Regions from separate parts of the Mus musculus genome. Here all the other regions are linked to region 1. The links are chromatin loops, found by intact Hi-C in ENCODE. Cell type or tissue: left cerebral cortex. All regions are shown on one strand.

Region 1 (4,000 bases):
AGGATTTGGTGAAGATGCTGACATGATTATCATGATAATGGATATGGTGTTAGATACTATGGGACTTGGGGCAGACAAAAAAACTCGAGTAAAACCATAGCAGAAGGTACATTGTAGACTTATGGGACACAGTTAGAAGGGCCATGATGGTGGGACAGTACACACAACTTTGAATCCATTCTAAGAGTGTATAATGATTGATCACTGAAAAATTTGGGGATCAATTTATAACATCATCTTCCACATGAATTAACAAGTTGTATCTGAAGCTATGGTGTTTAAAAAAGAGTAGCCACCAGTTACTTATGGTAATTAAACATTCAAATATGGTAGCCTACATCCAAATCGTCTATAAGAGTAAAATATTTTATTGTGAAGACTTGGTACAAAACATGTTAAAATATTTTAACAATTTTGATTTTGGTCATTAGTGGAAATGTAGGTGTTTGACAAATTCGACAGCGTAAAAATGTAAAATTAATTTCACTACAGTTACCCACGAGGCTCATATCTTGTTGCTGCATTGTTCTGGCTGGCTCCAAGAAGGAAAAACTTGAAGATCAGGAAATGATAGGCGGCTACCTCAACTCTTGGACAAGTGATGCTCCATGTCAGAATCACCACTGTGTTTGATTCTGGGAGCGAACAAGAGAGATCAGGTGAAGCCTTTTTAGTTGGACCTGACCAGTGTTAGGTCTAAGCGTTAAGGTTTCATGGCATGTGTTTGCATTACTGAGATGTGCCAGGGTGCTGGTGGGTCTTGATGCATGTGCCACGTGGTTCTTCCTGTCAATTCTCGTAGAAAGACTTAGCTCCCTACAAGAATAAAGTTGGGGCAGTGGGACTAGTAGCCTTATGACGAACACAGCTTTGAGAGAGTTCCAGATCTTGCAAGAACTAGATTAATACTTGAGATCATGGGTTGTCGTGAAGCCGGTGACCTCTTCTGTGTCACTCACATGCACTCCTAACCGTGATGGCATCCTTCATGCAGTGACAGGCATGGGTACCTCAGCATATGAGGCTGCCCAGTTTTGATCTCCACTGTTTCTAGAACTGTGAGCCAAAACAAACATATTTTCTTTATAACGTACTTACTTATCATCAGTGACAGGAGAAGCTAATCGAATGCGATTAAAGGTAGTCTCGGGGTGGAGGGTGGGGTGTGTCCTAACATGTTAGCGAACAAGAGAAAAACTATTGGGAGAGGCTTTGTCACGTTAGAAACTGTCACCCCTATGAAAAGCATCTATATACCTCTGCCTTCAACATTTTAGCTGCTGAGTCAGCCTGGAAGATCTCTCTTGGGAATCACAAGGGTAGATGTTCCTGATGAGAAAGGCAAACTCACTTAGAGGTTCGCGGATTGCTTTCCTTGTGTGTGTGTGTGTGTGTGTGTGTGTGTGTGTGTGTGTGCCCGCGCGGGGGAGTGGGGGTGGGGGTGGGGGTGCGCATAGAGGCGGCGGCGAGGAAATTGGTCAGCTCCTCCCTTGTGGGGAGACTTGGGAGGCTGTAAGAGCCTTGTATCCAGAAGTGAACGGACATACCAGATCTCTTAAATCCTAGCACCCTGCTTAGAAACGGATCAGGGGGGTAAACCTCACTAGGTTGCGGTTGCAGCTCCCCGCCTTCTCCGGTAGGGGCGCTGGGCACCAGCAGATAGCTTATTCTCTCCCAGCACTGGCTCCAGCGCCCACCTGGATCCGTAGCTTTGCAACTTTTCACCCCTGCATCAACGCGCTGACCCGCGTCTGGAAAAAAATCCACGAATGCCAAGTTCATTTCATTCTTGGTGGGAATTACCCTTGTCTTCTTTGTCCAGCCTAGCCATCTTCTCCGCTCCCAATTTTCATTTTAGCTTTGGTGGGAAAGCAAGTTCAAAAGGCGAGGGCTCCCGGGAATCCCTGGCTTGCATCCTTCAGGCCCAGAACCCCGCTCCTTCGCATCGCAGCACACCTGATCTTTCCCAGGGTGTTCTCAGAGTTCCTACTCTTCTTTCGCATCATCCTCTCCCCTCCCCTCTTCCATTTCCCCTCTTTGTTTGCTCACACCTCCAACCACAATTCCTCTTCCATCGCCAGCTTTCACCTTCTACAAAGAATCTCTTCTAATTCCTAAGGGGAAGGAACAACTTGGAGGCTATGTTCCTCGTTTAGCCTTGGCACTCCCCCCTCCCCCATCCTTTTCCGGTGTTTCCTGGAGGCCACCTGTCCTAAAGGTTGTAAGCCACGTCTCCAGCCAGCCCTCAAGCTTAGCACCCCTCTCTCCACCTCACCAAAGTCTCTGTCTTCCTGAGGTCTGGAAGAGTCCCAGTCGCATCAGGCGCGCATACCCTCCTGCCACGGGGGACAGGGGACCTGATAAATGCTTGCTGCTTTGGGCAGGGGACCTTCCAAATAGTGGCAGACACTTTGAAACAAGTGGCCCTGCTCAAAAGCGCGTCTGGGGGTCAGAAGGGCAAGACCTAGCAGTCCCTGGCAGGAAAACAGGACCTGGATCTACTACTGTCCTCCCACATCTAGTGTAGGGTCCCCAGAATATCAGCCTTTGCTTTGCCCGGCGGCTTTCAGGCTCGCTTTCCAGACCTCCAGGCGGCTTAATCTGATGACGCCCACAGGTGCTGGAGGACCGTGCCTCATGAAGAGGGGTGCTACCCTTGTTCTCCACATTGCCTCTGACCACTCACAGGCTTCTGGATGTGCAAACAGCCTATGCGTGATTCTCGAGCACCCACGGCCGGAGCGCACCTCGCACTCCGCCCCGCCCCGCCCCGCCGCTCTCACTCACACAAGCCAGTGTAAACGCGCACGCAGGGAGCCGCGCGCCCCCGCACACCCAGCAACACCCCCCCCCCCCAGCTCAACCAGGTACCGACCCCCCAGGCGCCCTCCCTCCAGCCCTGGAACACCCTGGTCTCCCTCTCTCCCTCTCTCGCCTGCGCGCACGCACGCGCACGCACGCACTCCCCGCGCCCCCGCACCGGGAGGGGGCGCAGGCCTCCGGGGGCGGGGAGCCCAGAGCAGAGTCGTGGGTCCATCCCGCGCTTGGCTTCAGAGCGGTAGCTCCCGCCTGGCCCTGGTCTCCAGATCGAGAACAGTTGGCAGTGGAGATAATTTACTCCTCCTTCTCCTCCCGGAGACCCTATACTTCCCGCACGCCGTCTCCCGCTCCCAAGAACAGACCGAAGAGTGAATCCCCAAACGCAGCCAGGAGCGGCTTCCCAACTCCGCGCCCGAAGCTGGCTGGCTGGTGGTTGGATTTCCGAAAGACTCCGGATAAGGGTCTGCTGTGAGCCCCCCCCCCCCCTCCTCCAAGATCCAGCTAGCGTTGCCCATTTTAAGAGGATTTCCCTATTCCCTCTGAACACTCCTTTTCACAAATTTTTTAAAAGAGGTCGGTGGAAAAGATTGGGAGGGGGGGCATTTTAACAACAGCATCAAACCGGCCAGAGCATCGAGAGAGCATTTAATAAACTGCCTTTGGGTTTTGGAATCACCCTCTGGACCTGGGAGCAAGCGATCCAGAGGGGAAGAGTGTAAGGGACAGGCGAACCACCTCCTTCCCGGCCGCCCCCTCCTCATTCCCCTGACACACTCGCTAGCTTGCTTGCCGGCGCGCGCATCCCTCCAGCACCCCCCACCCCCCCTCCATCGGACCCGCACCTCGGCGGGCGCCACACACTCGGCAGCCCGAGCCGTGGTAGCCGCAGCGGGATGGAGGCGGCAGGCACTGAGCGCCCCGCAGGCTGGCCCGGGGCACCCCTCGCCCGGACTGGGCTGCTGCTCTTGTCAACATGGGTCCTGGCCGGCGCCGAGATCACTTGGGGCGCGACAGGAGGTCCGGGGCGCCTGGTGTCCCCGGCTTCACGACCACCAGTGTTGCCTCCTCTCTTGCCACGGGCAGCGGAGAACCGGTGGCCTGAGGAGCTGGCATCTGCACGGAGAGCCGCTGCACCGAGACGCCGGTCCAGGCTAGAGCCACTATCCCAGGCGAGCCGCGG
Region 2 (4,000 bases), 220 kb before region 1:
AGTTGTACATAGCATCATGGGTATCAGAAAGAGACTGGGTAACTGACCAATTACAACGCTGAGATATATAAGTCTATAGCACAAGAAAGTTCAGGGTAAAAGTGGAAAACCACCCAAATAGGATTTCATTTTTATTTACTTTTAATGAAGAAACTATTAAAGATAATGCATTTAAAGTTGTGTAAACACAAGGCCTGAATTTTAACAACACCCAGGGCTGCCAAGTGAATTCGTGCCAAATCCTGCCCAGCTATACGGGCATCAGCTGGTGCTGTGTAAGCAGAGTTGGAGCCATGGAAATAGCCTCTTTGTTCCTCTTCTGTGCCCAGAGTGGTACAGCTTCCTAACCTGGTGCTAACGTGCATCTACCTGGGAGGTGGAGTGAAAGTCTTGCACCTGCTTTCCATCACATGACTTTATCCCATATGCTAGCACGTAGATCTTGGAAATTTCCAACTCCTTGTCGATTTCTATTTTTTTTTTTAAATGAAGGAGGTAGTTGAAAGTATCCAGTTGCTAGATTAACTCAAAGTGTCAATGTGGCTGAAAGCAAAGCTTTGGCTCCAAGTCCGGAGGACAAACGATCCACTTACACCCGTAGCTCTTCTCTGAGTAGAGTGCACACAGCTACTGAAGGAACATTAGAGCTATTCAGGTTGGTGGTTCCATTTCATTGCTAACCACCATAGCCCTGCTCTCCTACCTCCTGTTCGCAGATGCCCCACCGTGGAACCCTTCCCCGTGGTATGCTGTGTTGAACCTTCCGGTTGACAATGACTAGAGGGGCATTCCAAGGCTGAGTGGATTCAGGAAGCTATTCCTATGGAAACTGGAGATGGGAGGGAAAGCCCAGAGAACCATAATGAAAACCACAGCCTTGGCAGCAGGGCACATCTCCAATCCAGCTTAGACTCTCCCCAGCCATTGCAATTGGCTTCTCGGCTCCCGGGTTCTCCTGTCTGTAAAAGGGGAAGGCTGACGTGGTCTCACTGCTGTCATGTGATGTAAAATGTGATATCACACGGAAAGCACCAAGCATCACGCATGGTTGCATGATGACTAGGACCGTTCTTTCTGATGGAACAAACACGCTCACTTTCCATCAGTGAATCAGAGCTGCGGTGACGACTGTGGGAGACAGTGGTCTGCCCTGGGGAGCTTTGTGGCTGTGTCGTTTGCTATGCCTCTTCTCTTTGGATTTAATTCTCTATGTACTAGGTCTTCATGCGGGAAAGGCATTTGAATCAAAGAATCATTATTTGCACACGGACCATGGTGCTTTGAAACTGATGCTATCTTCCCGCTGTTCTCCTGGGACAGGCCAGCGACCCTAGCACCTTCGAGCTGATCCAGAAAATCCACACCCTGCAGAAGCGACTCATCAGCAAGACGGAAGAGGTGGTGGAAAAAGAGCTGCTTCTTCAGGTAACAGTCTCTGGGCCTGGGCTCCCCGGGCAAGCATGGCGGTCTCCAGGAGCCTTAGAATTGGTGACTTGTAGTGTTGCAAGCCCCGTCTTAAACTGTAGATGGCAACAGCGACTCACACACGGAGAACAAACAGCCTAACGAATTGTTCTTTTACTCTGCGATCACCGATATTTCAAGAATCCCAGGAAATTAAGTTCAAGGCTAGACTTACCGCAGTCGGGTAACGTGAACTTTTTTTTTTTTTCTTCCCCTCACTTTTCCTACGGTTCTATTTGTCAAATTATTTTAACTGCTTTTCTCCCTATCTTCATGTGCTGTGAAGTGCTGTGATTTCAATCTTGAAAACAGCTTTCGTATAGTGCACTCATGATCTGTCCACGGGAGGATCTGTGGGAGCGAAATGGAGAGACGTGTTTGAGGATGTGGGGGTGGGTAGGCACTGAGATGAGGTATGGGCACACGAGGGCACAGTCATGGGAAGGCTAGAGGCGGATGCTGGGCATCTTATAGGCACCCATCATAGTCTCCACAAGCAGGTTTTCTCAGTAAATCTTAATCGAGCCTCTCTGACTAGACCAGCTGGCCTATAAGCCCCCAGTATCAGCTCACTTTAACCCTCCCAGTGCCGGGTTGCAGGCATGCATAGCCTTGCCTGGGTTTTACATGGGTACCGAGGAGTCAAACCTAGGTCCTCACACTTGGGTGGGAAGAGATCTTACCCACTGAGCTATCATCTCCCCATGCTAGCTTTGAGAACTCTGGGAAGCAAATCCCGCCATTTAATCAGTCACTGCTGTAGCTGGGGCCTGGGAATTCAAGAAGGAGGCCAGGCTGGCACCAGGTGGCCTGAATTGGCTTTCTGCTTCGGCTGGCTTGCAGCTATTTGATTCTGAGTTCTCTGCACCTGAGGTTCTCAGTCTACGTTAAAGACAACAATGGAACGCATGAAAATTCATGGTTGGAGGCATTGAAAGACCTCAGCATTTCACTCAGTCCACAGGACGTATCTATTCCACAGCCTGCCACATTAACTATTGGGTGACCATTAGTGGGGGTAGGAACTTCCACTCATGTGCAAGAGGAGCCTTACCCCCCCTCTTCTACTCTGTGTTTGACCTTAGACATGTTTTCCCTAATGATGGCTGGACAGTGTACCACAGAGCAACGCAGACATCCCCGCCTGTAGTAGGCATTGCATTTTCCTCCTCTCTCAGAGATGAGCAGGATGGCAGGAAGGCAGGTTTTGGAGTGAGGAAGCACTCGTCATCAATAGTTGATGGTTCAATAGTTGGGGGAGAATCACAGACTTTTTTTTTTTTTTTCAAACATTGGTTTCTCTTTCTATAAAGCAGAGATAGCATTGTCACTCCTCATTAAGGGGACTTACCTAACCTGGTGGGTCTTGCAAAGGTAGCCAGTTAGAGCACAGGCACTAGGGACTCACCCGAGTGTGAAATGTGATTTTAAAATGTCATTATAGTGCGCCATCCCAAGGCCAGGCAGCTGGGAGCGAAGGCCTGGGACTCGAGCTCGCAGAACCCATAAGTGTGGGTTGGCCTCACTCTCTTGTCACTGGTGCTATTTTGGTACTGGTGCCACTTTGTAAAATATAAAGAGAATCAAACCTTATGTTGTATCAAAACTCAGTTTTTAAAAAATCATTTATTTTGTATTTTTTAGAGAGTTTGTCCTATATTGTATTTGGTGCCATAACTAAGAAAATGTGTATACGTGTGTACCTGTGTGTATTTATGTGCACCACATGAGTTCAGGAACCTGTGGGGACCAGAAGGCTCTGATCCCCCAGAACTGGAGTTACAGGCAGCTGTTAGCCCCCTGACGTGGCAGCTGGGAACCAACCCTTGGTCCTCTGCAAGAGCAGTAGGTGTTTCTAACTACTGAGCAATCTCTCCAGCTCCAGGCATTTATCTTTGTTATTTCTTTCCTTCTCACGCTTTGGGTTTTCCTGTTCTTCTCCCCTCCCCTCCCCTCCCCCTCCCCTCCCCTCCCCCTCCCCTCCTCTCCCCTCCCCCTTCCCCTCCCCCCTCCCCCTCCCCCCTCCCCCTCCCCCTCCCCTCCCCCTTCCCCTCCCCCCTCCCCTCCCTTCTTCTTCTCTCTCTTCTTCTCTCTCCTCTCTTTTCGTTTCACCTCCTTTCTTTCTCGGTGTTGAGGACTGAACCGTGCGTATCTGAGAAAAGAATCCTGTCACTGAACTACCCACAGCCCCTTCATTTTCTAATACAAGCATCTGAGCCCATGAAGTATGTTTTAAGTAACACTTGGGTTGCTCCCCACGGGTCTTGCTACGCACGGTGCTTCTATTTAGTTGCAGAGCTTGTCTTCTTTAAGAATTACTCCTCCATGGAGAAGAAGTCAGAAGGATCCCCACTTCTCCTCTCAGGAGGATGAAAGTGGACTCTGAAGGGCTTCAGATTCCATGCATATCTGGGTTAAACGTTCCTTCGGATCTTTTCCTTTTCACTGAGGACTGCAGTAGATATACTCTTTAGAATCCAATACTGGCTTTGAGCATAAGCGATCTTGTAGAATTAACTGATCCCTGGGGTTAGAA
Region 3 (4,000 bases), 700 kb after region 1:
CATGGAATCCTAGACAGATTGTTAGAAGTCCAGAGTCTGAGGCCACATATCTAGACAACTGAATTAGACTGCACATTTTGATAAGAGCCATTAGTTTATGCAAAGATATTAAAGATTGAAAAATAATAGGTTGGATCAGATTCAGAAACTGTGTCCAGCAAACAACCTAAGACTTAGCATCTCTCACCAGCTCCTTGATGAACCTGTTCACCCTGGATCAGTCCTTGGTTATCCATTTTAGTCTTGAAGTTAACAGACCATTAGACCTAGCTTGGAAGGATTCTTCTGAAAGGACGAGTGATCATTTTCTACTCAATAATTTAATGGGAATCAAGTTCACCCTCACTATCAGTACTTTTGCAGTCACCAAACCCCAACACTTGCTGATGCTGAAAAGTGCTTGCTGACAGGAGCCTGATATGGATATCTCCTGAGAGGCTCTGTCAGATTCTTGCAGCCAAACATCGGACTGAGCAAGGGGACCCCAGTGGAGGAGTTAGGGGAAGGACTGAAGGAGCTGAAGGGGTTTGCAAGCCCATAGGAAGAACAACAATATCAACCAGTTAGACCCACAGAGCTCTCAGGGACTAAACCACCAATCAAAGAGTACACATGGAGGGACCCACAGCTCCATGCATATGTAGCAGAGGTTGGCCTTGTCTAACATCAATGGGAGGGGAAGCTCTGAATCCTGTGAAGGCTAGATGCCCCAGTGTAGGGGAATGATAGGGTGGTAGGGTGGGTAGGGGAGCACCCTTGTGAAGGCAGGGGAGAGGGGTGGAATGGGGGATGTTTTGGAGGGGAAACCAGGAAGGGGGATAACATTTGAAATGTAAATAAACAAAATAACCAAAAAAAAAAAAAGAAAAGAAAAAGAAAAAAGAACAAAAAAAGGAATGAAGTTCACTCCCACTGTCAGTACTTTTGCACTCAATAGTTTATTCTACTATGCAGAAAACTTCAAGAGACATGGTGGAAGATTAATTTGGATGTAATTTTGTATCTATAAATCAAAAGTAGCATTTGAAACATAATTCATAATTTAATATGATCTACATCACTGAGATTTTTTTTTACTAGAAATGTTTTGACAGAAGAAAAGTGTAAGCTTAGATATGTACAAATACACAGACACATTGATCAATTTTAATCCTTTTAACTCCTGATTTGGTCTTGCACCATAATAAGGAAGCAAAGCTGAAAGCCTGGGAAAGAGATTATTCTGCCAGGGAGCTGGGCTGCAGAGTGAAGCTGAAATGCTCAGGAAAGAGGCTTCCTCGAGCATTTGAAGCATTAGTCTGCTGCCGTGTTTATGCACCGTTGGATTTTCGCTTGTCAGTATATCAGAATTAAGGTTGAGCCAGATAGATTGTTAACAATGTCAAATTTGATTGTTGCAATATGTTCTAAATCATGGCTGCCAGGGGTGGATCTTGCTGACTTTTGCATCTTCCTACACAAGTCTCAGAAGAATGATAGATGGGCATATTCTTTTCAAAATGTAAACTGAGAATTTATTTAGAAACAAGTGACACTTTAGTCGGTAGATGTGTGTGAAAATATTCCACCTACTGGTGAGACCCAGGAAAAAATCTTTCTTTGAATTTCATCATCACCAAAGAATGTAGCATGCATTCAGTGTGATTTATTTTTGGTTTGAACAATAATATATTTTTAATAAAAACATTTATTGATAAGTCACTAATCTAAACATCCCAATGGTCGAGAATATTAAAACAATGAATCAACTGCAAAGAAAGGGATCCATTTTAAAAATAAAGTCAACTTAAAAAAAATCACAGCGACTATTAATAAACCAAAACACATTCATGGATTTGAATGTTTTCACTTTTAAAATACTAGCATTTTAAAATGAACTAACATTCAACCTGGTAGTTAAAGAATATAGTAAATGAAGCATTACCCATATGTTCAAAATATTTACTAAGTACCTACTACATACTACATGCTTTGAATAGACCTGGCAATAAACATCTCCTCTACACACTTATTAGTATTCTTTATTCACACCAGATAATTTCACTGAGGACAGAGGTGACATGAACATAACAATGTGCATTTGCTTGGAGTGGGAACAGATGTTCCTGGCACTGTCCTCAGTTCTGTGTGACTGTTCCTTCCCAGCAGTCATGGCTACACTGCATGGGTGCAATTAGAATAATTTAAGCTCTAGGATGAAGTAACAAAGATTTAAAGTGATTAACTTAAGAATCAATAGGCAAGGGTAGAGAGATAGAATTGAATGGTAGATACAAACTGTTCTATTTTTGCATCAGTTTAAATCCTTTCTTACAGAACACTAATATAAAATCAAAATAGAAATCCCATGAAAATATTATCCTATGCTTGGGTTAGGGAACATAGTACCTACCTAGCACATAGACCATATTGCTAGCACTGAAGTCTGGCTGAGCCCAGACTACAATGCTTTAAGTGATTTTTATTTTACTCTGTCTGTGCATGTACATGCACAGGTCTGTGTGTGTGTGTGTGTGTGTGTGTGTGTGTGTGTGTGTGTGTGTGTCTGCCATGGCATGGCATGTGTATATCAGATGGCAAGTTGTGGGAATCAGTTCTCTCCTTTGTCTTTATGGATCCAAAGGATGAAATTCAGATTTAACACAAAGCACCTTTACCTAATAAACCATCCCAAGCAAAGCCTACAAGCTGTACTTTAGTTGTACAATTTCTAATTTTTCCTTGTAGCTAGGGACCCCCATAGGAAATATGTCTCTACAGGGTGATGGTGAAAATAAGTCACTAAAGAATTCCAGTTTTGGTTGGGTAATTTTTGTAAACACTTTCTGGAATCAAGAATTTATCATTGAATGATTTTGGGGAGAAGTGAGGGAAATCTATTTTTTGGCATCTCAAACTTTTCATTACTGGGAGAAACAATGAAAGCAAAAATTAAGAATGGACCAGTTACATTCATAGATTTGTGCTACTTCAAACCTTCATTAGAGACGCTGCTTATTTGAGTCTGTAATGAATAATCCAGAGGCTCAGAACAGTTCAACATGTTGAGAAAAAGTGAGTGTAACTGTTTAGCCACAGAGTCTATATTCAGGCATAGAATGTGTGTTTGCTTGTATATATAAATGTGCATTTATAGGTGTACACACACGCACACATATTTATGTACATAATATATTTTCCCACCCTAAGGCTCAGGGACCATTAAGGAAGAGGGAACAGAATGAAAGCTCCTATTTGAGGCTGTGAGTTTATGGTGATTGCTCTGCACCATAGAGTGATGAGGAATGACGTACCACTTTTGCATTGTACCTCAGTTCTTCCTGCCTACTTCTGTCCTTTCCACACTTGCAGGATTATAATTATCTTACCATTGTAATACAATTTTGGTTGGAGTTTATACACTGGCGCATGCTTTTGTACATGAATAGAGCGATTTGTGTTCATATGTATGGTGACATTCAGTGACGACTCAGGCATCATTCTAGAGAAGAGTATTATGGTGATGCTTCTTGGAGGCACCACTTTTGAGTTAATGGCCTTTATATAAAAGTTTACTTAGTTTTCACCTTCCATCTAAACTGAACAAAAATAAATGCAGAATCCTTTAGAACACAATTTTTTTTCTAGAAGCTTAGATAATTTGCCTTTTCCTTTGAAGAGGCTGTCTAGTCCCCTCACCCTGTATCTCTCCTATGGCCTTGTAGAACTCTGAAGTTCAAACATGACCTATGGGTACTTTTGTTTACTTCTTTGCATTTCTCTGCGCTTCCTGAAAGAAGTATTTTTTTCTTTTCTTGCTTTATATCCATTTAAAAAAGAAAAACACACTGAAGAGAGTTCCTCAGGGTTATGTATGGGAGGGGATCATGAAGCTTTGAACTTCTAACAACTTTATTTGTGATAATACTTGATTGGTGATGTCACCAGATACGATGGTCTATTTCATCCACAAGTCTTCCTTCAGAATCTTGAAGCATTGCTTCACTTGTTTAAATTTAAT
Region 4 (4,000 bases), 160 kb after region 1:
GGCCTTAATGAAGTGAGCTATCCACTGTTGCCTCGTTAGCAATGAGCCTTCACGTTTTGTCATTTCTGTCTGCTGAGCTGTGTCATAGAAGAGGGATCCTTACTGCATATCCTATTAAAGATGATGCTCTATCTTCTGAAGTCAACAGAGCCAATGCAGGTGGGGTGATGATGTTTAGAGAGTGGAGACTGTTCAGGAAACTGGAGTGGATAGAAATTCTATGAATAGGACAGACTGACTTGATTTCTCTTGAGAAGATTGGAGATGGGTTTGTTTGTGTATGAGGTATCTAAAGACTTGAAAAAGAACCATCTCCAGATACCCGAGGGTGTCTCTCATTCATTCATGACAGTATGGTTGCCAGGAGACAAGTGGAAGAGATCAAGCCTAGTGTTGCTCTAAGTCCTCTCTAAAGCAAACTGAGTTTCCAAGGACCTGGTCTCATCTAGTGAGTAGCAGGATGCTGAGTCAAACATGTGAGTCGTGGCCCATGCTTCTGCTGCCTGCCTTGATAGGGTTAAGTGACCTATGCACAAAGCACTGGTAGGATGTCCTAGGAGAGATGGGAACATCCTGCCCCGAGAACACAGAACAATCCCGGCTGAAGGATTAGGCATAATTTCGTGAAGGAGGAGCCATATTTCATGGCTTGGTTTATTTGGAAAGGGAGACCATAGGGCATCCAATGTGAGAAAGCGCTAAGAATAGTCAGGAAATCTCAAAAATTTCCCATGCTGCTTAGAAGGGCTTGAAGAATGTGGAGGGCCTTGTAAATAGAGCTGGATAGAGTCTGCCTTACAGAGTTGGAGTTGGAGATGGGAGTCAAGGTTTCCCTTGGGAGATAGTAGGGCAAAATGGAGCAGCTGAGCATGCACAGCAGAGTCTATGAAAACTTTAGGATGGATGCCTGTCACTATGACTTTCTTCTGCAGGGTGGGATTTGAGATCAGGGGGAAGAAAGGGGACAGTATAATTAACAGCTACACTGTGTGCATTCACTTCTTCAGGCCTACTACTCTAACTGTGCACAGGGCTTTCCTCCCCTCTTGCGTTCAGGTTCTCTGTTCGCTGTCCATACACTCTTTTCTTTCTTTGCTTTCCAATTCTCTTCTTCTTTGGGTAAATCTCAGTCTTATTTATTTCCCAACTCTGTCTCTGAGATCCTATTTTCATCCCCATAGATCACTCAAACCTACATTGTAGAACCCAAAAAGAACAGTGCGCAGTGTTGAGAAAGATGCTGTAAAAGTTTTAGATAAATACATAGTTGCCACTGTCTAACTATTTTTGTTAGAAACCTTTAGTTTCCATCCTAGCTAACAGCAGCACAGAGAGACTCAATGCATGTCCGAAGACCACATAGTTCCAAGTGACTAGGTTAAGACTCTCAGTCAAAGGACAATATAAAACAGGTCTTTGGGGTGTGTGTGTGTGTGTGTGTGTGTGTGTGTGTGTGTGTGTCTTTGTTCTTGGAGATGTGTTGGTGGTCTGCAATGTTCCCCACCGCCAATGTTAAGTGGAAGATTTTTATGTGACGTCTGTAGTGTGTTTACTTAGGAGCGAAGTTCCTTCATTTCATCACTTTCTTCAAGAAACATACGAACCATTGCGTTCAAAAGAATCAGCAACCAGTACATCAGGGCAATGGGGAAATGTTCCTCACCAGGGAAGACTGGCGGAAGTAGAATGGAGTAGGGGCTTTAAAGCCGCACGTTCCACTTTCAGATATTCTCAGCTTGGTCGCTGGGCTTCTGCATTTGCTGGCTAGATGCCTTCCCCTGATCATTTTCTCCTAACTTTTTGAAACGTGAGGCTGCTTTTAACAGCTGATTTTTTTTTTTTTTTGAAATTGAGGGTGATGGCTCCGAAGTTAAGATTCAACTGTGGCTTTCAGCACTTGCTGCTCGCGCCTGTAACAGATGGGTTTACAGCCATTATCCCATAGAATACGATACATGATGAAGTTGTCCTTACAGCAGAGAAAAAAAGCTTCATAATTTACCTTCAGAGCCGAGCTTGAGAGGGTGCCGGGAGCCTCAGCTCTGCCACGATGTGAAATGGATTCTAAAAAAGGGGAATGCTTCAATTGTCTGACCTTTACAGCATATTTAAATGTATCTGATGGTGTTCACAGTAGTAAACACTATAGCTAAGGTTATGGGCTGGGAAAACTGAGTGGAATATTTGCAGCTAGCTGTGGACGCTCCTGGCAGGAAGACAGGCACCTGGCTTTGGACTGGGATGGAGTCTGGGAGGGGAAGTGATGGCATTTTTTTTCCCCAGTGAGTACTAGTAGATTTTGCACCAAGAGAGCTTTGGAAACTGAGGAAGCTCTTTCTTCCTTATCTAGGATGTATCCCTGCTTCTGTGAGCGTGCAGAGGACCTAATGATGGCCCCGCCCTCTATTTATTTATTCACCCACCAAATATTTACTTACCATGTACTCTATGTACTGTGAACTGCTGTAGGGGATCGGAATGTGGAGATATGCTTTCAAATTATCTCGCAAACAGTAAAATGGAGAAGGGGGGGGTGTAAAAAGGTGTGCTAGTGGTGTATACATTAGATGCATACCTAGTGCACATATAACATGGAAGAGACAATAGCGCTTTATAGGAGCCAAAAGGAACAGTGAAGATAGAAGCCAATGAACATTAAAGCCAACTTGGTGATGAAGTCAGAGAAATCAGTAAGGTAGTTGGCAAACCGGAGCTCTAGGGGTAAAACAAAGAAAGCTCGGGGAGAGTTTCTAGATTTTTCTCTTATGCAACGACGAGAAGGCTGCTCATGCCGTTCACAGAGAGATGAGTTGCTAGGGACGCAGACATGAATGACACATCCCTCCCCCTGTTTGAGGTTAGGGGAAATCGTGTAGCCTTTTAGCAGTGAAGACTGATCACTCTGAGCCAGAGACCCTGCCCATCATCCTTTATTTGACGTTGACGTTCGTTCTCCTGATGTAACAGGAGGAAGCCTCAGCCCCCGGGGCAGGGGCTGCTTCCTGGAGCTCTGCCTGGCATGTGTCACCCTCCAGTGGGATGGAGTATTTCTGAACATGCTTCCGACAGCAAGCACGTTCTCCTTTAAGCGGAGCCATATGCCACATCCCCAGCATGAAAATTTAGCCACCACTGAATCATCTAGAGATGAAATAAAGGTTAGGAGTTTTTTTTTTTTTTTTTTTTTTTTTTTTTTTTTTTTTTAGCAGAAATAAAGGGCTTTCAACTCTATTTTTATAACTTTTTTTTTTGTCATTATAGAAGTGGGAATACCTAGTGAAGGAAATTGAAAATCTGGAAACAGTGAAGGAAAAGAAATGACCTAGCATCCACTGACCAGGGTACCAACTTGCATGTAGTCTGATTTGTAAACTTAGGTTAATACTTACACAAACACCACATACACACACACACACACACACACATTTTAAATATGCGTTTCATTATTCAATATATATATATAAAATATGTATTCTAAACCCTTGTTAGCATATTGTTTTATAAGTTGTCTTTACAGTTAACTTCATATTACACAATTATGCATTATACTCAATATCATGTATATATACAAAAGCCTAATTTTAATGTCCTGATATTGGAGCATCTTGGTGTCACTCACTCTTCTATTGTGGCCGTTTGTGTCATTCCTGAGAGTTTGCTGCTGCGGGCAATGCCCTGTGACCTTCCTGGGCTTCACGACATCGTCATGATTATCTGATTATTTCCTCTGGATTCACCACAGCACTGAAAGCTTCACGCCAGAGGCTGAAAACATTTCCTAGAGATTTCTGATATTGAGAAATTGCTTTTGCAGAGAGGAGACGCGACACTTATAACCTTGTCTTTTGTATTGTTTTGGACTCCGAAATTTTCCCGTGCCTGGCGTGGTGGAAACATTTCCCAGCAAGTATTGGTTCATTCCGCTACTCATTTATTTATTCAGTAAATATTTATAGAATGGTAGTACCTTGGGAGGAATAAAAATGTCTCAGGCAAGTGG
Region 5 (4,000 bases), 190 kb after region 1:
GTAACAGGAACAGATCACCCGGCTAGTCGGTAACCTCTTCTTTGCCTCTGAGTAGCGGGAGATGAGACAGATGGATAAAGACTGCAATCTCCAGTATGATGCAATAGATGCTTTGTCTCATGGTGATGTCTTCTACCAACAAAGCTTAGAGTTTGGGGGGGGCATGAAGAAAATATTGTATGATGGCTAGTAGTGCTAATGATGAGATCAGTAACCCTGTTCTTGACTCTTGATTTTCAAACCTCTAAGAGGATTAACATCATAATCTCATGCAGGTTTGGGCTCCTGGCTGTGTTGCCACTGTGTCTTCAGAAACCTTCAAACCTTGGCATCAGGCCTTCTAGTGGTCAGGTCTAGGTATTGCCAGCAAACTCCACAGACTCCTCTGTGGTGCCATGAGCTCCTTGTTGGAAGCCATGCTATGTGGGGCACCATGACAGTGGGAAGAGCATTGGGGATGAAAAGTTTCAGTTCTGCTACAGTTGACGTAGGAGGGAAAGCAGTTCCCATGAGCTGTTGCTGCCTCTCTGGTTTAGGAGGCATGATCTGTAGACAGCCTGTCATTGGGTGCTACATGGAAGTTGGGCTCAGTTGGTTCTTGGGTTGGCAAGTTGGAGTTCAGCAGTTGTATAATCTTCCCTTTTGGTGAAGAGGTACATCAGCTGAGGCAAAGCCTTTTCTGTCTGCATCCCAATGACTGTTTCTTACAGCTCCCTCCAGACAGTCAGAGGGGTCACAGACACATACAACGTGGCTTCAGCAAAAAGGCATCTGTGTACCTGGTTTCTAAGAGTCTTCTTACAGTAAACACCGTTGTGTTCCCCTAAGATGCAGACACCCTGGGCCAATTTGAGAGTTCAGTCAAGAGTGGTTATCTTGCTGAATTATTTCAACTTTGAAGCCTCATATTGTCAATATCCATGCCTGAGTCTGATCTCATCTTTCTTAACACTGTCTGATGATCCCTGACATCTCCAAGTGATGTTTTCAGGCCAGCCTGGCCACACTGAGCTCTAAACTCAGACATCCAGCTTAATGTGTGATTTTTTTTCTTTTTTTTCTTTTTTTTTTTTCTTTGCAGCATCTCTAGAGCATCTCGAAGGTACTGCTCAATGCTAACCTGATCTTTCCTTCCAAGTCTCCTAGGGTCCTCATCTTACACAGCAGTTCCCTGCTTCCAGTGTCTCAAGCTCAGATGCTGATGTTTTCTTTGGCTAAACTCTCTTAATTATACCTTGTTAATCCAGTTCTCAGTGAAGATTTTTTGGCTTTGTCCTCAAGTATATTCTGACCCAGCCTCTCCTCGTTCGTTCCCTTCCCTCCGTGCCGTTTCTAAGGCTCAGCCCACATCGTGTTCCACCTGGGTGGTTACGCTTGGCTCCAAATTCACCTTTGTTTCCCCCACTGTCTTTTTGCACAGCAGCTAGAACATCACATTAGAATTTAAATCTCCACTTTATATTTCTAGTATCTTCTGGTTTGACTTAGAGTAAGAACTAAAGTCCTTGTAGTGGTTCCGTAGGTTCAATGAGAACTCGACCTCCTGTTCCTTTGTTGAACTCATCCCATAGGACTATTCCTTGCACCTCCCCAGCTTCTGTAATCATCCTTGAATCTTCCGAGCAGCCTCCTGCCTCAGGACCTTTGCACTGACTTATTTATCTGTCTGTAGTGTTTATCATCAGGGATACACATCAGTAGCATCATCTCTTACCTCATTGAGAAGTTTAAGAAAATGCCAGTTTGCTATCAAACTCTTGTCTGGACTTCTATTTGCTTTTGCTGCTTTGTGCCTTCAGGACCATTCCGTATGTCACCAGTGTCGTGTGCCTTGCTTGCACGATCCTTCCTCTTTCTTGGTAGTCTTTACTTTCTGACTGCTGTCATTTGCTGCTTACTTATCTTCTCAGTTAGAATATAAACTTCCTGAGGGCAAAGAAGATGCCTCAATTTCTTCTTTGCTGAATCCCATATGGAGTGGGTTAATGAAGGACTGACAAATGATGTAGCCTAGAAATGGGGGTGCCAGTGGACTGTGGTGCATTTCAGAAATCTCAGCGTTCCTTTTGCAGTGTATATGATGAAGAATGATCCAAGCATCACATGGAGGTTTTCTATTAAGTTCCAGCAATTGTTACCACCTGAATGAACTAGGCAGAGGGCCTCACAGTTTTTCAAAATGTCACACATCATCTTTGTAGTGATGACATTGCAATCTCTTTGTGGTAATTAGTTATCTATCCTCCTGACTAGATTCCAAACTCACGGTAGGCAACATCACCATTTATTTCATTCTGCACTTGAAGTGAGAACCAAGACAATCTTGTACAGTGAAGTCAGTTTGGGATCTGGATAAAGATTTGTTTCTATTCCCTGGAGGTTGAGGCTCCCCCTTGTGGGAGGAGATGCTGAGATACAGTTATGCTGAGACTTAAAGTACATGCTTGCAAGCATTCCTGAAGAAGTTTATGTTCAGCATCTCATTTGCATTCCATGGCTAATTGCTCTTGGTAAAGAAAACCAGCAGGTCCCTGTTCTAATTAGCAAGGAGAGAAGAACTCTCTTGTTGGGGCAAGGGCAGGGTGGTATAGTTTACACTACACCCTATTCCCCTGTGGTATTATAAACTGAATTAAGGGCTTTTGAAATGTTCTTCCAATGAGCAGTGGACCTTGTCACCCCTTTAAAATTCTTTATTGTAAGATAGGACCTCACTAATCTGTCCAGGTTGTGCTGTACTCACTAGAAGCCCAAGCTGACCCTGAATTTGTGATCCTCCATCTTAGCCTTCTGAGTAACTCATCATTACAGATTCATGACACTGCCCCTGCCTGTCCTGTCTGTTCACTTCTGAGCACCTCATTCTTGTTCTGAGCCAATAGTTCCTTTAGTTAAAAGGCTCCAAATACAAAGAAATGTAAAGAGATGAAAATGTTCATTACCTGGATGGATCAGCACATTCTGTGTGAAAGCATACAGAATCCTGATGCGCTCTTTAAAGGGGTGCAGTTATCCCATTTAATTGAGAAGGAAGGGAAGACATAGAAAGACATGAAGGAAGAAAGAAAGGAATAGAGGAAAGATAAAAGGAAGGAAGAAAGGAAAGAGAATGGGAGGGAGGGGAAGAAGAGGACAGGAATTTAAAGGAATCAAGCTTTCAGGAAGGTTTAATGAACTAAAGTAATTTTCCTTCTGAGTAAAATTTTACAGGCATTAAATGTTCTCACTCCACTGACTGGGCTCACAGGCGAGGGTGTCTCAGTGATTTATGAATTTGCAGATTATGCATTATCCTTTCAGAGGACAGGAATCCCCTGGGGCTTCCCGCCTGCCTTTCTGAGCTGAGCTGACTAGAGTGGCCAGGTAAAGGCAATGAGTCAGACCTGCAGTCTTCTGTGTTTCCACTGGGCTCTGGTGCAATGGGCATTTTACAAAGGTGTTTAGCAACTCTGGCATCCGGATTGTCTTCCACCAGTAAAAGGTGTATCACTATTCATTGCTCTGTCCGTCAGATGACATCTCCAACATGGCCGTCAGACTCTAGGTAGAGCCTTAAGCCCCTTCCCCTAGAGTAAGCATGGGACAATGGGATACAGTGAATTTAAACATGGGAAAAGTTAAGAGGATTCTTAGATGCAAAGAGGCTACAGTTTCTGAGCCTGGGAATTTTGTCTCATACAGGGTATGGTGTATGAACAGGCTAGGAAGCCCCTCACTTCAAAATTCTTTGGCAACCTTGCCTAGGGTCTGGGCTGGCTCCGTAGTTCCAGTATAGATGATCCTGGAAGGTGGTCGGTGAAGCGGGCTCTCAATTGAATGACAGTAGAAACTGTTGCTGTTTTAGTCACTTTATCTCATGCCAGATCTAGCAGAAGACAGGAATGGATGAATGATGGAGAGAAAGGAGAATGACAGTGACATTTGTTACTGGTGTTGTGTTGTCTGCGGCTTGCGTGAGCCTCTGGGAGCATCAGCAGACATGAAAATGAAGACAGTAGAT
Region 6 (4,000 bases), 1.5 Mb after region 1:
TCAGTAATTAGCAAATTAATCAATCTCTGTGCATAAAATTCACCTTTTTATGGGTTTGTTAAAACAATTATCTAACTACTTGACACTTAAACAATGGGATATTTATTAATTTTAATGTGCAAGTCATTTGCTGAACTATAATGCATATAAATCTCAGTAAATAAATGTTTTAGTGGTGGTAAATTTCACAGATAACCACAGTCCTACAGAGTGAGATCCCTCTAATTCCTAGAGGAAGTAGATTTTAACATCTGGGTTTCGGTTAGGAGGAAAGATTCAAGGGCTAAGAATTTTCCTATACACAGATATGTGGAAGGTAAGTTATCTGCTGATTCTAGAAACCACAGCCAAGTCCTTGGTTTAGGGTTAACAAAATAGGATCATGTAATTTTACAACAGTGATTTATTGAATACCTACCTTATGCCAAAATATATCATTAAATAAAGCAGCATGGGTACCAATTGCCAGTGTACAAAGTGTTGTTGGAGAAATGGGAAACTGTCCATCATATTGGCACCAGAGCCCGAACTTCTCAGATAATTGTATGTCAATCCCATTGTACCTTAAAATTAATACACAAGTCAATTCTTGTTTGGCCTTCAGGAAAGAGAAAAATTTGGAGTTGATTATATTTCTAATAAAAATACAAGTAAATAGAGAAGAGTTAATATAACTAAAATACATAGAGTTCAAGTACAGGGCATTTATTTCTGAAATAGTAACAATACCATCTAATTATGTAATCCTATATGTGTGCATATGTATCATACACATGTAAATCTATTATATGTATATATATTTTATATGCAAATATAATACACAAACATACCATAAGTTTATATATTGATTAATGTTATGTTCTTAACCATTTTGTGATTTCATTTTCCTGTCACACATATTTTCATGAGTTAGTATCCTTAGATTATACATACTTCCTAATATTTCATACACAAAATTAATAAGTGTAACTTTAGTGTTAATTAATTCCCTATTTAAAAGACAATAGCAAGAAAATCTCAAGACAACAAAACCAGAGAATTCTGAGAAGGGTCAGCAATCCAATAAGAAAGTACTCTAGCAATGCAGTTTAGCATGATTTATGTGGTACTTTGGCTTTAAAAACATGACTTCCCATAGTAAGTAAATAATAAAAGATATACTCATCCACACACAAAGGCATGCACATATATGCACATATGTATACATATAACGATATAGATTCATATACACTCATGCACACACAGTTACACACACAAACATATGTACCATGTACACACATATACCCTCTATTCAGTAAAAAGAGGTCTAGTAAACTTTTCATTTGCTATTTTTCCAGGAAAGGGAGCATAAAATTATAATAATTCATATGAACAATAAATTCTGTACACTTACATCAAGTTGCATTTTGTGTATGAATTATGTGGTAAGGTCTTATTGAAATAAGCTGAAGTTGAAGCTCTTAGCAAATATAATAATCCAGATTCCATTATTATAAAGAAGTCATTCTAACGCAGAACATACAAAACTCCTATGGACAAATACTTTTTCCAAGGATAATTTTATACAAAGATAAAAAAAAAAAGAGGAACAATGACAAAACACACAGGGAAGTGAGCCCACTGGTGATCATGCTAAACCACATGGAAAAATTTGCCATCCAAGAGCTTGATGTGCTTGGGTGTTCTGAAAGAGGAATTAAAATAGAAGTGTGCTAAAATAATGTAAGCAAGGATCCAAAGATAAAAACCACACAAGTCAAAGACAAATGGCAGATTTAACAGAAATTCAATTTCTAAAATTTGTAGAAATTGAAACTTAAAACACAGACAATGATAATGGTAAACCAGACATAGTTCAAGAACAAAACCTTGTTATCTAAAAGATAAATTTGAAAATGTAGCCTGAACTTCAGGACGGAGATATAAAATCTAGTAGCAAGTTTCCAACTGAAGTATTCAAGTGAGACTATTATCAGTCTCAGAAAACATTCTAAAGATGAGGTTTAAAAAAAAACAGATTATGGGGAGGGATCAATAATTAATTTATAAAGCAACCCTCCATGTAATTATGATACTTCTTGCATACATTAATTACTCTCCATGACCAAAAGAGACATATGGAAGAATTTATGTTGGCTCATAGTTCAAGAGGAAGAGTTCCTGATGATAGAAGACAGCTGCTGATCTGACTTCCAATACAAAAAGGAAAAGAGGAGAGGAGAGGAGAGGAGAGGAGAGGAGAGGAGAGGAGAGGAGAGGAGGGGAGGGGAGGGGAGGGGAGGGGAGGGGAGGGGAGGGGAGGGGAGGGGACTGGACGGGAGGGGACGGGAGGGGAGGGGACGGGAGGGGGGAGGGGAGTGGAGTGGATGGGAGAGGGAAGGGGAGAGGGGAGGGGAGTGGAGAGAGGAGGGGAGGGGAGGGGAGGACCATATATGACACATTATTTTTCAGGGTTCTATTTAAAGAAAAATAAAATAATAGTGTTCCAATTAATAGCTACTAACAGTTGGATGTAGCAACAGAAGCAGACAATCCTGAAAGCTTGAGCTACACATCCTGAGGCATACTATCAGCAGCCTCACACTAGGGAGAACACGTTTCCTCAATGAGTTCAGACAAGACATCAAATCAACTCATAAGGCACAGGTTTCAAAGGGTAAAAAGGATGGATTTCTACAATACTTTACCTGCAGTGCTGACTTGGATGAAAACTTAGGACGAATGAGGAATAAAAATCAGGAATTTGTCCCTTACATACAAGACTAATAAGGAGACAAAAAAAAAATCTGCCTATGAGAGACATCACATGTCAGATTTGAGAGTGAATAAAAGTTCAAAGCATTCATTATAGAGAGACATTTAGCTAGCTAACAAGAACTTGACTTAAATCTATAAAAAGAAGCCATGGTGACAATATTTCATCAAACAGAAAAAAATAATTGTAAAGAGATAGAGATTAAATTCAATTAGACCCAGATGGAAATTTAGGAGTGAAAAGTTCAACCACTGATTTATAAAATTAATCAAGGAAACTCAATAATCTGTAGATATTCCTTGATTTATGATTAAATGGAGTTCTGATGAACTGAGAGTAAATGGAAAATACTCTAAGTTTAAAATGCACTTAATTCACATCACCTGGCAAACCCTGTAGCTTAGCAACAAGTCCATGCATATTTGGGATGTTTACTCTCATGGCCATGAGGCAAAGAGCTGGGGATCACTGCCACTGCTCCGTGTATGTAATGTGACAATCACCTTTTATAATGGTTGTTCTTTCTGAACAGCAAAATTTCAAATTCAAAATATGATTCCTGCACAATGCATGCTGATATATAAGAAGTACAACTCAGAAAAAATCATAAACTGGTGATGTTATTTAAACTGATATGTGATAGAGTAAAAAATTTTGTAAATAGAGATTATACCAACCAAGAATATTGTACATAGTAACTATTCATGCAAACTGAAAGGTGCAATGAATGTAGTCTCATGTGACAAATAATGAGAATTCATTGCTACCAGGCCAATCTTGCAAGAAATACTAAAGTAATTTCTTTGGGTTGAAATCAAGGGATCCAGACATTGGCTTCAATTTATTTGAAAAATTGTGAGCACTGGTAAAGGTAATTAGGTAATTATAAGGTAATATTAATACACATTCATTCCATTTCTCCTCTTGATTAAAAAGTAATTATGTAATACAATATGTATAAAATTGCATTATTTACCTTCAGCATATGAAACTCAGAAACTTGATATTAATATACTTCACAATAACAGCACATAGTTGAGAGCTGGTGGGAAAGCTGTGCTGAAGTATGAAAATAAAATATGTGTAATTTGAACCCATAAGAACAAAGGAAGATAAGAAAAAGAAGAAGGACTGATAATGTGGCAAGCTATAAATTCATACCTCTTTCCTTTCTCAAGGCTATTTAATGACCTATAACATTTGGAATAATAACTATTATAATATATGGTTGGGGTGGCAGTATAT
Region 7 (4,000 bases), 1.1 Mb after region 1:
ATGTTTAAGTGAAGTTCCTCTGCTGCATAGATTTAAGGGATTGAAGGCCTGTGAGAATGTACATTTATATTGTCAAATACTGGCTATTTATTTAAAGGCCATAATAAAATACGTTATCTTTGGAACATTAACAGAGTGGATATTATCCCAAAGAAAACAGGGACATTGAATTGTACACTGAGCTACTCATGTTATCAATTGACCAAATCAGGAAAATCTTTTAAAGGCAAATGAAAAGGTCATTGCAAAAATTTTCATTTGGTTTTTTTATTATATAAAAAAAATGAAAATAGTTTGAAATAAGCACTTCACCTGTGGAAAGTAGTTTGCAGAAAGCTGGCAACCCAGGAACCCATTTCACATAATTATATATATATAAAAATTTGTGTGATTTGTTTTGGTTAGATGTGGACAGGAGAAGAGTTTGTTTTATTTTATTTTATTTTTTAAAAGTGCAAATCATAGTACTTAGGATGATTGGAATGTGTTTGGAGGTTTCACCACCAAAAATTGCAGAATTTTAAAATTCTTTCCTACAGTGGAAAATGGCTGAAACCTCACAAATCTCTTTAGGAGCCCTGACAGTAGTCCCACTAGAGCTAGTCCTTAACTGTGGCTCTGAGGTCTCCTTGCGCCCTTCTGGAGTCTCAGGTTTCTTTATTGTAGGGTGGCCTGTCTCCAAGCCCCACCCTTGTGTCTCCAAGCCCCACCCTTGTGGACTCTGCTGCTGATTCCTGGGCTGTCCTGACAGAGGCAAGGACAGCTCCTCATTGTGTAACTGTCAATGACTTCTCTAAGAGCTGCACTTAACACTTTGTTTTTCATGTCTTTGGAGAACTGAGATTAATGACTCCATTGTATATAGATCAGAAAAGTTGCTTGTTACAACTAATCAATCTGCTTGACTACAAATAAGCTTTCTTTTGGAACTCTTCTCAGTCCCTTGGCAATCTCCTCATGCTTATGTCTCCATTGCCTCCTGGTTTATTTGAAGCCTTGATCACTAGTTTTTGGCTTTAGTTATTTTGAGAAAAAAAAACCAAAAAAACCAAAAAACAAAAACAGCATTGAGTAGCTCCAGACTTTTGAAGTCCATATGGATGTTAGCTTCTGCTTTACCACGTCCATAGCCAAGTACAGAGTGAACTTTATCCTTACTGTGAGAGCCTTGGCGACTCATTCATTCATTCTATAATTTTGAGCTTCATATAAAATTTTAGAATCATTTAAGCTTTTGGATTAAGTAGATCAAATATTTCTTCATATTTTCATGTGGTTTTGCTTTATATTTTTTCATCCATTTTTTGCTTCATATCTATTCTTGAAATTAAATATCCTTCCTTCTACTCTTCAAATCAATGCTCTAATTCAAAGTCTAATTATAGTTTAATGAGTGTAAATTATACATAGTAGATGAATATATTGTACACACATACACACACACTGTCAAACACACACACACACACACACACACATATAGAGGGGGGAGGGAGAGAAAGACATGCTTGATACATAGTTATAGTTTATACTTTTTCTATAATAAGTACTTGTTTTATATCAATAAATGGAATTGTAAGATTTATACAATTTGCATATTGTGGCACATAGAACTCTTAAGCCTACAGCCCCCTCTGCTGGGTGTATTTTCCCAGATTTATTGTGTTTAATTTAAGCATAAACATTTTTCATACTTTGATAGCTCTTAATCATGTGCTATTTTAGCTCAGAGCCCCACGTGCATTCTGATCTATAGGATGCTTCATTGGCTCAGGCATCTACACATTATGGATCCAATTTTTCAGTGAGTTTCACCACCTTTACCTATTTTGAAGATTTGGTGATGCATCTAAGACCATGTTTATAATAAAAATATTGTTATTTACACATACACTCCACAGATAAATGCATCTATCATTAGATAATGAGGTTGTGTAGGTCCAGAACTTCAATAATGAACTATTAAGCTGTTAGGTCTGGACCATGTATGCCATGTGCAGAATCACATTTGCTGTTGGGTGTAAGCCTATTAACCTCAGATAAAGAAGATGACATGTGAAAGAAATGATTTTAACCAATATTTCTTGGAGAACCAATGAGTTGAATTGGAGTTACTTCCAGTAGCATGGTTGAGTGTTCTGTTATAGGAGCAGTGAGGAGAGATTACTCTGAGACACATAGGTGAGGGGGTTGGTGAGGGGTTGCTTATAAGTCTTGGGGAAGGAATTACTTACAGTATCATGGGCGAGAGGTCATAGCAGGCATCACTGAAGTCAAATCATAAACATTATTTTAGATGTTGGAGACTACTGTTAAATACATGCTCAGTTAACACAGAGGCATTCTTATATAAACTCTTTTTGGATGAGATTTTCTTAGGTTGGGAACCATGTTTTTAAGTATACCAAAATGCCAAAGAATCTCCCTGCCTCCCATTCTTTGAAACTGAGCTTCGTGTATCATTCATTTTCATGCTACCTGTCAAAGGCAACCTTTCAGGAAGGCATTGGATGGTTACTGTAATGAACATGGCAGAGACAAAGGGGTGAACAACATTTGAATCAGGAGAATGGAATGTTTATCTGATAATTTCATTCCTCCTATGGGGATCAGTGGGCAGTGTATGTGGAAAGATCATAGATACTGGGTGATCAAGTGTTCTTATATTTTATCTGCATCCCTTTTTTGTAGACATAAGTCAACAATGGACACCCTCATCTCAATCACTTGATAAAATCATGTTCCAGGAGAAGTTATTTTCCCTGTTTCTAAATTTCACATAGCTTATCTGAGCAATTAGTAAGAACAAAGGAAGTCATATATGTTTTATATAATGCCCTGATGTTAGTAAGTCTTCAACATGGTAGACACACATTTGTTTTCTCTCTCTTTCTTCTGACTAAACTAGAACCCTGACACCACCCTGCATCCATTCCTCCATATCCAGATAACAACTTGAAACATACCTTATATGAATTACTTCAAAACAACAACAACAACAACAACAACAACAACAACAACAACAAAGTGTGTAGACATTGTCTTTTCTATGCCCATTCCAGTTCTGAATAATGACCCAGAGACTTATTGAAGTAATAATAACATTTGGGCACTGAAGCTGGGCAGATTCTCTGCTGTGTGGCCTATTATCTGCCCCGTTAGTCTTGCCTGGAATCATCTTCTTCATCTGCACCACAGTAGTGATGACCCCTGTTCCCACCCACTCCCTCTTTCCCTCCCTCTCTTTCTCCCTCTCCCTCTCTCCCCCTCCCCTCTCCCTCTCTCCCTCTCCCCCTCTCCCCTCCCCCCTCTCCCCTCCCCCCTCTCCCTCTTTCCCTCCCCCTCTTCCTCCTGCTCCCCCTACTGCTCCCCCTCCCCCTCTCCCTCCCCCTCTCCCTCTCCCTCTCCCTCTTTCCTTCTCCCTCTTTCCCTCTCCCTCTTTCCTTCTCCCTCTTTCCCTCTCCCTCTCCCTCTTTCCCTCTCCCTCTCCCTCTTTCCCTCTCCTTCTCTTTGTCTGGATCCAGAAGTCTTGCCTTTTCCTCTCCTATCCATCTCTTGTCTGTTCAGCTTTTATTTAACCTACAGTGGTCTAACTAGCACTAGTCCTCAACTGTGGCTCTGAGGTCTCAGAGTGATGGAGAACAATGTTTACAGAACCAGAACTTTAAGTCATGAAATACTTCTTCTTCATCATCATCATCATCATCATCATCAAAAGCCCAAATTTCAGCCAGTTCTCTGCTGGCACAGAAATCAGCATTGAATATACAGTGCACAAAACATCCATTAATATCACTTTAAATAGTCTTCATTCTTCAAGCTATTGTATTGTGAGAGTAGATCTTTAGTATGTTACTTAGAAGAATATTAATAGGTGGTATTATAGAGAGAAAAATTTCATTGGGGGCTGGAGAGTTGGCTCAGTGCTTAAGGACTCTTGAAGCTTATCCAGAGGACCTGAGATCAGTCCCCAGCACCCAAGTAAGATATTTTGTAACTTTCT

Evidence for each region. A loop is a pair of places that touch in the nucleus more often than their neighbours do. Peaks named below come from ENCODE experiments on the same cell type or tissue, not always from the same donor. Only the 100,000 strongest peaks of a DNase experiment are listed, where the experiment ranks them.
Region 2: it touches region 1 in a loop (5-fold over the local background); 6 of 42 quality-filtered maps call a loop at or near these places.
Region 3: it touches region 1 in a loop (2.5-fold over the local background); 2 of 42 quality-filtered maps call a loop at or near these places.
Region 4: it touches region 1 in a loop (7-fold over the local background); 4 of 42 quality-filtered maps call a loop at or near these places.
Region 5: a loop joins it to region 1, with 5 times the contacts of the local background. A loop is called at or near these places in 11 of 42 quality-filtered maps.
Region 6: a loop joins it to region 1, with 2.8 times the contacts of the local background. A loop is called at or near these places in 3 of 42 quality-filtered maps.
Region 7: a loop joins it to region 1, with 4 times the contacts of the local background. A loop is called at or near these places in 4 of 42 quality-filtered maps.

Annotation. Positions count from the first base shown.
Region 1 is chr19:48,202,467-48,206,466 of GRCm38, forward strand. Sorcs3 (sortilin-related VPS10 domain containing receptor 3) reads left to right here and starts at 3,559. Exons shown (of 27, transcript NM_025696.3): 1 at 3,559-4,000. The coding sequence starts at 3,714. In left cerebral cortex, CTCF peaks have their summits at 1,638 and 3,023; DNase peaks (open chromatin) are centred at 1,310, 1,643, 2,253, 2,747 and 2 more places; H3K4me3 peaks cover 2,370 bases; H3K27ac peaks cover 2,255 bases.
Region 2 is chr19:47,987,145-47,991,144 of GRCm38, forward strand. It overlaps Cfap58 (cilia and flagella associated protein 58), which reads left to right. Exons shown (of 18, transcript NM_001163267.1): 15 at 1,321-1,425. Among named protein-coding and RNA genes, the nearest start is that of Cfap58, 51 kb to the left of the region's middle. In left cerebral cortex, a CTCF peak has its summit at 1,519; DNase peaks (open chromatin) are centred at 1,526 and 2,965.
Region 3 is chr19:48,906,328-48,910,327 of GRCm38, forward strand. No RefSeq gene overlaps it. Among named protein-coding and RNA genes, the nearest start is that of Sorcs3, 700 kb to the left of the region's middle. In left cerebral cortex, a CTCF peak has its summit at 1,585; DNase peaks (open chromatin) are centred at 1,389 and 2,091.
Region 4 is chr19:48,365,276-48,369,275 of GRCm38, forward strand. All of the region lies in intron 1 of Sorcs3 (sortilin-related VPS10 domain containing receptor 3), which reads left to right. Among named protein-coding and RNA genes, the nearest start is that of Sorcs3, 160 kb to the left of the region's middle. In left cerebral cortex, no CTCF peak of the experiment used is centred here; DNase peaks (open chromatin) are centred at 1,910, 2,185 and 2,984; H3K27ac peaks cover 1,025 bases.
Region 5 is chr19:48,389,346-48,393,345 of GRCm38, forward strand. All of the region lies in intron 1 of Sorcs3 (sortilin-related VPS10 domain containing receptor 3), which reads left to right. Among named protein-coding and RNA genes, the nearest start is that of Sorcs3, 190 kb to the left of the region's middle. In left cerebral cortex, a CTCF peak has its summit at 2,402 (motif pointing left); a DNase peak (open chromatin) is centred at 2,391.
Region 6 is chr19:49,727,533-49,731,532 of GRCm38, forward strand. No RefSeq gene overlaps it. Among named protein-coding and RNA genes, the nearest start is that of Gm26629, 950 kb to the right of the region's middle. In left cerebral cortex, no CTCF peak of the experiment used is centred here; a DNase peak (open chromatin) is centred at 1,656.
Region 7 is chr19:49,263,189-49,267,188 of GRCm38, forward strand. No RefSeq gene overlaps it. Among named protein-coding and RNA genes, the nearest start is that of Sorcs3, 1.1 Mb to the left of the region's middle. In left cerebral cortex, a CTCF peak has its summit at 1,635 (motif pointing left); a DNase peak (open chromatin) is centred at 1,645.